Linked DNA regions of Homo sapiens: region 2 is linked to region 1. The links are chromatin contacts, found by Hi-C or POLR2A ChIA-PET in ENCODE. All regions are on one chromosome and are shown on one strand. The core of a region is the stretch at or near the end of the contact, and the rest is flanking DNA. Distances in the headings are between cores, read along the strand shown. Region 1 overlaps CRTC1 (CREB regulated transcription coactivator 1). Region 2 overlaps CRTC1 (CREB regulated transcription coactivator 1).

Region 1 (3,077 bases), core at 292-2,791:
CGGGTGTGGTGGCGCATACCTGAAATCCCAGCTACTCGGGAGGCTGAGGGCAGGAGAATCGCTTGAACCCGGGAGGTGGAGGTTGCGGTGAGGCAAGATTGTGCCATTGCACTCCAGCCTGAGCAACAAGAGCGAAAATCCATCTCAAAAAAAAAAAAAAAAAGACTATCCCCTAAGAAGCCAGGTATGGGGCTCAAGCCAGCACTTTGGGAGGCCCAGGCAGGAGGAGGATCACTTGAGCCCAGGAGTTTGAGACCAGCGTAGGCAACACAGGGAGACTCCTGTCTCTACAAAAAATATATACTAAAAATTAGCCAGCTGTGGTGGTACACACCTATGGTCTCAGCTACTCAGGCGGCTGAGGCAGGAGGACTGCCTGAGCCCAGGAAATTGAGGCTACAGTGAGCCAAGATCACACCACTGCAGTCCAGCCTGGGCAACAGAGCCAGACCTTGTCTCAAAAAAAAAAAAAAATGCTGGGCACAGTGGCTCACGCCTGTAATGCCAGCACTTTGGGAGGCTGAGGCGGGCAAATCACCTGAGGTCGGGAGTTCAAGACCAGCCTGACCAACATGGAGAAACCCCATCTCTATTAACAATACAAAATTAGCCGGGTGTGGTGGTACACGCCTATAATCCCAGCTACTCGGGAGGCTGAGACAGGAGAATTGCTTGAACCCGGGAGGAGGAGGTTGCGGTGAGCCGAGATTGCACCACTGTATTCCAGCCTGGGCAACAAGAGTGAAACTCCGTCTCAAAAAAAAAAAAAAAAAACAAAACGGTGGGCGCGGTGGCTCATGCCTATAATCCCAGCACTTTGGGAGGCCAAGGTGGGCGGATCATTTGAGATCAGGAGTTGGAGACCTGCCCGACCAACATGGTGAAACCCCGTCTCTACTAAAAATACAAAAAAAATAAAAAACATTAGCTGGGCCTGGTGACACACGCCTGTAATCCCAGCTACTCAGGAGGCTGAGGTAGGAGAATCGCTTGAACCCAGGAGGTGGACGTTGCAGTGAGCTGAGATGGCGCCATTGCACTCCAGCCTGGGTGACAGAGTGAGATTCTGTCTCAAAAAACAAAAAACAAAAATCCTATCTCATAAGAAACAGTTAACAGCAATGAATACTCCCTCAGGTGAAACTAAACAGATGACCCATAAGCCACACAGTGGCAGCTGTCATATTCTGGGCCAAGGCACAGAGGTGAACAAGGTGCGATCCTGCTCTCACTGTTGCCCCAAGTAGCAGCTCAACAGCTGGCCTCGGCCAAGCAGGCATCTTTCAAGGTGTGCACCCACCACGGGCCGGGCACGGGGCCAGACACTTTGCGTGGATGCATCATCTAATCCATGTGACGACTCCTCAAGGGGGCTCTGTGAGCACCCCCTTTTTACAGCCAGGAAACTGAGGCACAGAAGGGAGGGACTGTTTGGCAGGAGCCAACAGAGGCGCATAGAGCAGCGTGATGAGCCCCGGGCTCTGGGGGCGGGCCCGCGAGCAGGCAGCCTCCACCCCATGGTGGACCTTCAGGCTCCTCCTTCTGCCCCGGCTGAGCCGGCAGTGAAGGGATTAGCGGGCTCCTTGCCGAACAGAGGCCGAGGCCGCCTGGGCGCAAAGATAGGCTGTTGGGACCATAAATCATCCCCAGGGTCTGTGCATTTATTCTGTGATGATATAATGAGCCACTCCTGTCCTAATTACAGCCACCAATCTCGCCTGCCTGGGAGGACCGAAGGGATCCCCGCAGCGATGGAAGCGGGATGCGCACAGATGCGAAAGGACTCAATGGTGTAACGCAGCAGGGAGCCTCTGCTTTCAGTCACTTGAGAAAGAGACGCTGAAGCAGACAGAGAGCCCCTCCGAGGTTCCGAGGTTCTGCAGACCCCTGCAGCCCAGAAAGGTGGACAGCTCGCGTGTCTTTGCGGACACGCTCGGCCTCCCCGTGTCCCCAGCCAGAGGGACGGCCAGCCCACAGAGCCAGTCCCAGGCGCCCTGCTAGGCTGTGCTGATACTTCCTCCCAGAGATTTCCGGGCGAATGACCAGCTGGCATGCACCCACCCACCCTCTGCACCCAGGTGAGTGGTGCCAGATGCAGAGGAAACGGGAAGTGCTGTGGTGTTTCTGTTTTCAATTTTAATCAAAGTTTTGAAACATAAATGATTTCTTTATTTTCATTTTTTTTATTTAAAAAAAAAAAAGTGTGGCAGAGAGCTTCTCTGCAGCAAGAGCCCCGGCAGGAAAGGGAAGAGAAGGGCGGCCTGCAGAAGTTCTCAGGGAGGCTTCGCCCCCTTGCCGAGAGCCCCCAAGCACCGTGGTGGTCTCTGGGCTGTTGAAATACCAGAGTGGGGTATGTGGATAAGGGACAGGGTGGCTAGGATATGGGCACAGGGTATTAGCACCCGCAGTGGGAGAAGGCCCACCCTTCCAAGCAGACTCAGCCCCTCTGGGCCTCACCGCACCCTTCAACCCCACCCCACGGAGTGAAACTCCTGGGACCAGCGGAGGCGTCAGGACCCAAGTACAGAGAAGGGGGAATTTTATGTAGTAAATGAGGACCCAAAGCCTCTCAGCCGCTATAGTGGTGACGTTCCCCAGTGTGGGGCTCCCTGAGATGGAAGACGCAGCCACTTAACATAACCCTCCCGTCGCCAACCCTCCTGGGGAATCAGGCTCAGGATCCATGGGTGTGAGAGCTGCCGAGATGAGGCTCAGTCTGTCACAAGCCCGCCTTTGCCAAGCCCCAGGTCATCACAGAGCCCCAGCACCCACTATCTCCGGGGGACACCTGCCCTGGCCCCTCCTAGGCCTCCTGCTGCTCCCTACTCGTTCCTCCCAGGCCTGTCCCCACATGGCAGCCAATGGGATCCTTGCAAAGCATAAATCCCACATCACTGCCCTGCTCAAAACCCTCCCCATCCCAGGACCAGATCTCAACCCCTCACCCTGGCCCACGAGGCATCACCCCCAGAGCCAGGCGAGGCCAGGCTCTTCGCTTTGGCTCAGAGCCGCAACCTCAGGGGCAGGGCCAGCTGGCACAGGTGTGGCTTCCTGTCACTCCCTAGGGCAGGGTCTCC
Region 2 (3,077 bases), core at 309-2,808, 61 kb before region 1:
CACCCGACAAGCGCCGAGGGGAGATGACAGCCTTGTCCGTGCCCAGGGCAGCTGCTCACCGGGGCGAGCTCGGTCACGCCTGCACTTCCCCTCGGATGCCCTGGCAGCTCTGCTTGGCTGCGCACTGTGGGAGGAAGCCTGGTGCTGTTGACTGCTCCCCAGGCAGCAAGCGCCCTTTGCAGGCCCTGGCGTCCAGGGAGGCATCAACAGAGGCCTGGACGGGAGGATGTGGGGGAAGCCTGCTCAGAGCACACTCAGAGTCACGACCCTGGGCCACTCCCTCATCTTCTCCTGAGTGTCCGCCACTTCGTGCGTCCAGCAGGCCGAGAGATGCTCAGTGCCCAGGTCAGAAGCAGAGGTCGGGCTCGGTACAAAGTAGGGGCAAACGTCAGGAGCGTGTGAGGGTATGGATGTGGGACGACAGGGGCGGGTGGGGCCTGAGGCAAACCAGAGCACTGTGGCCCGTCTCGAGGTGCAAGACATCGGCCATGGCCACTGGGCTGTCTGATTCTTCAAGAGCAGCCAGAAATCTGGTGTTCTACGGGCATTCCCCTGGTTTTTCAATGTTGATTCTAAGTACAGTCAAGCATCACTTAACAATGGGGGTGACTTCTGAAAAAACGCGTTGTCCGGCGATTTCATGGCTGTGCATGAGGATCACAGGGCAACTTACACAAACCTGGATGGCAGAGCCTCTGCACACCTCGGCCAGACGGTAGGGCCCTTGTTCCCAGGCTACAAACCTGTACAGGGTGACCGTCCTGAATACCGTCGGCCAGGCACAGTGGCTCACGCCTGTAATCCCAGCACTTTGGGAGGCTGAGGCAGGCGGATCACCTGAGGGCAGGAGTTTGAGATTGGCCTGGCCAATGTGGTGAAACCCCGTATCTACTAAAAATACAAAAATTAGCCAGGCGTGGTGGTGGGCGCCTGTACTCCCAGCTACTCGGGAGGTTGACGTAGGAGAATCGCTTGGGACTGGGAGGCGAAGGTTGCAGTGAGCCGAGATCACACCACTGCACTCCAGCCTGGGTGACAGAGTGAGACTTTGTCTCAAAAAAAAGAAAAAAAAAATTAAAAACAGTAGGCAACTGTAGCACAATGGTAAGGACTTGTGTGTCTAAGCCTAGAAAAGGAGCAGTAAGACACAGCATTATACTCTGATGGGGCCACTGCCGATTATGTGGTTTGCTGTTGTCAGAAACGTCAAGATGTGGCGTGTGGCTGTATTACAGATGCACAACTGTGGGCCCACACGAAACATACCATGGGCTGGATTTGGCCCTTGGGCTGCCAGTCTCTAATGTCTGCCCTGAATACAAGGGAGTTTTTAATCTTCCACTGGCTGCAAAGTGAGCTCTCGGCCACCCCTGGAGAGGCCAGTTGGCCCAGGAGGGCGGACGGGAGCCTTGCTGTTGAATTCCTTTTGGCAACCTGGCTCACCTTTGGGAACAGGCACAGAGCCAGCTGGAGGGGAAGTCTGGAGCGGGCAGGGAGAGCTGCCAGGGGAGGGCGGGCCAGGTGTCAGGGCCCGCCCGGCCTCAAAGCTGGGCCAGGAAGGAGGAGCCAGGGCCTGCCCTCCTCCTGCACTCTGGAAAGCAGCCAGGGATATGGGAAATGTAGATGGAGCCAAGCGGGGTACTGTCTCCTCGGCCGCGAAGGCCTCTGTCTTCCTTCCTGAGGGAGCTCACGTTCTGACTGGCGGGTGGGCTTGCGAGGAGGGAGGGGGCCACCTTCGTGTGTGCCAGGGGCCGGCAGCTCGGCTTGATTTAAAAGGCGTCCAGAAAGCAAAGCCCCTGCCAGGCGAGCTGCTTGGGCGGCAGGTTCACAAACAACCCAACACATGTCAGGCATTACCGGGCCGCTCTGGCCAGCGCCGGCTCCAGCTTCCACGTATGTTGTGTGTTTCCTTGTGCTTGTTTAGACTGGGTGCCTGCTGGAGGTGCGCAGCTCCCGGGCGGGCGCTGGGGACCTGCCAAGGACCCTCCAGCGGGAAGGGGGCCATGTGCTCTGGTGGCCGTGAAGAGATGTGAGGGGAAAAGCAGGGGCTGGGAGATGGTGGCTTCTATGCGGGGCAGGGGTACCTGCAGCCCCAGCGCTGACCTTCAGCTTTCTGGTTCTGCGCAGGTGCGTGTGGATGCCGCCTGCCTGGCCCTGTCTATCTGGAGACAATGAAGAGGGCTCCTCCGAATCGGCTGTGTTTTCTGGGCCTTCTCTGGTGCCCTCTGTCCAGTGGCAGAGCCCCGCGGGCCCAGGGCCCAGGGCCCAGGTGTGGGAGTCAGAATGCAGCCTCAATGCGCTCGGGCTGGGGCCCTGTTCCCTCTTCACTATTCTAGTCCCCATGCCCTCCTCCAAAAAACCCAGGAACATTCACGCCACCCTCCACGCCCCTTGCCTGCCCCTGGCCCTGCTGGCACCAAAGCCAGGAACGCCTCCAGGCTCCTCCCTCTCCTTCACTCCCTGCATCAACCCAGCTCCCAGGCTGGCCAATTTCACCCTGGAGTCTCCAGGCAGAGCCCCCAATTGGGGTGCTGTCCTGCTCCAGTGGCCGCCCCTCCCAAAAGCTCCTTCTTCCAGGGCAGCCAGGGGGACTCCGCCAGTTACAAATGTAAGCATGTGACTATCTCATAGAAAGCCCTGCCTGGTGCTGCCTTCCAAGCCTGGGGCAGAGGCAGGATGGGCTGGTGGAGTGGGCCGGGGCCGGTTCATTCTCCAGCTCTGGGGCAAGACAGAGCACAGCAAGGTGGCGTCTGTCACCCCCACCCCCAGTGCATCCCCCACAGCCCCTCCAGCCTGTCCCACCCCCCAGGACTAGTTGGGGCCACGCCATTTCTCCTCCTTGGAAGCCAGGTGCCTGCCACCCCCGGGATGCAGGTCACACACTGCACAGCCAATGGGGACGCAGGCAACAGCTAAGGACGGAGCAGCAACGTGGGCCAGGGCAGGGGTGCAGGAAAGCAACGCGGCAGTAGAGGCCAGGGCCGGGACGGCCTTGCCAAGGGGACTAGCTCTGACCAGGGCAGGGCAGGGCAGGGGAGGGAGGGAGGCCTGCAGCCTCCTGGAGAGGAAGGACTACA

The links. Hi-C counts contacts between places; a loop is a spot of excess contacts on that map. ChIA-PET counts read pairs that join two places held with the same protein, here RNA polymerase II (POLR2A). Pooled maps may share reads with other maps.
Region 2: a map of sigmoid colon shows a loop between it and region 1 (2.7-fold over the local background). The contact joins two enhancer-like sites. A Hi-C loop is called at or near these places in 1 of 168 maps with a recorded cell type or tissue (sigmoid colon) and 2 of 50 pooled maps. POLR2A ChIA-PET finds 5 or more read pairs at or near these places in 10 of 52 experiments (CD4-positive, alpha-beta T cell, Caco-2, H1 and 7 more).

What each region holds. Positions count from the first base shown.
Region 1 is chr19:18,699,620-18,702,696 of GRCh38, reverse strand. All of the region lies in intron 1 of CRTC1 (CREB regulated transcription coactivator 1), which reads right to left. Among named protein-coding and RNA genes, the nearest start is that of CRTC1, 17 kb to the right of the region's middle. RefSeq lists enhancers at 1,391-1,440, 1,784-2,630. Within about 2 kb of position 1,541, at least 31 of the 41 ENCODE cell types and tissues checked have a DNase peak (open chromatin) inside an H3K27ac peak, as active enhancers do.
Region 2 is chr19:18,761,097-18,764,173 of GRCh38, reverse strand. All of the region lies in intron 8 of CRTC1 (CREB regulated transcription coactivator 1), which reads right to left. Among named protein-coding and RNA genes, the nearest start is that of COMP, 29 kb to the left of the region's middle. Within about 2 kb of position 1,558, at least 14 of the 41 ENCODE cell types and tissues checked have a DNase peak (open chromatin) inside an H3K27ac peak, as active enhancers do.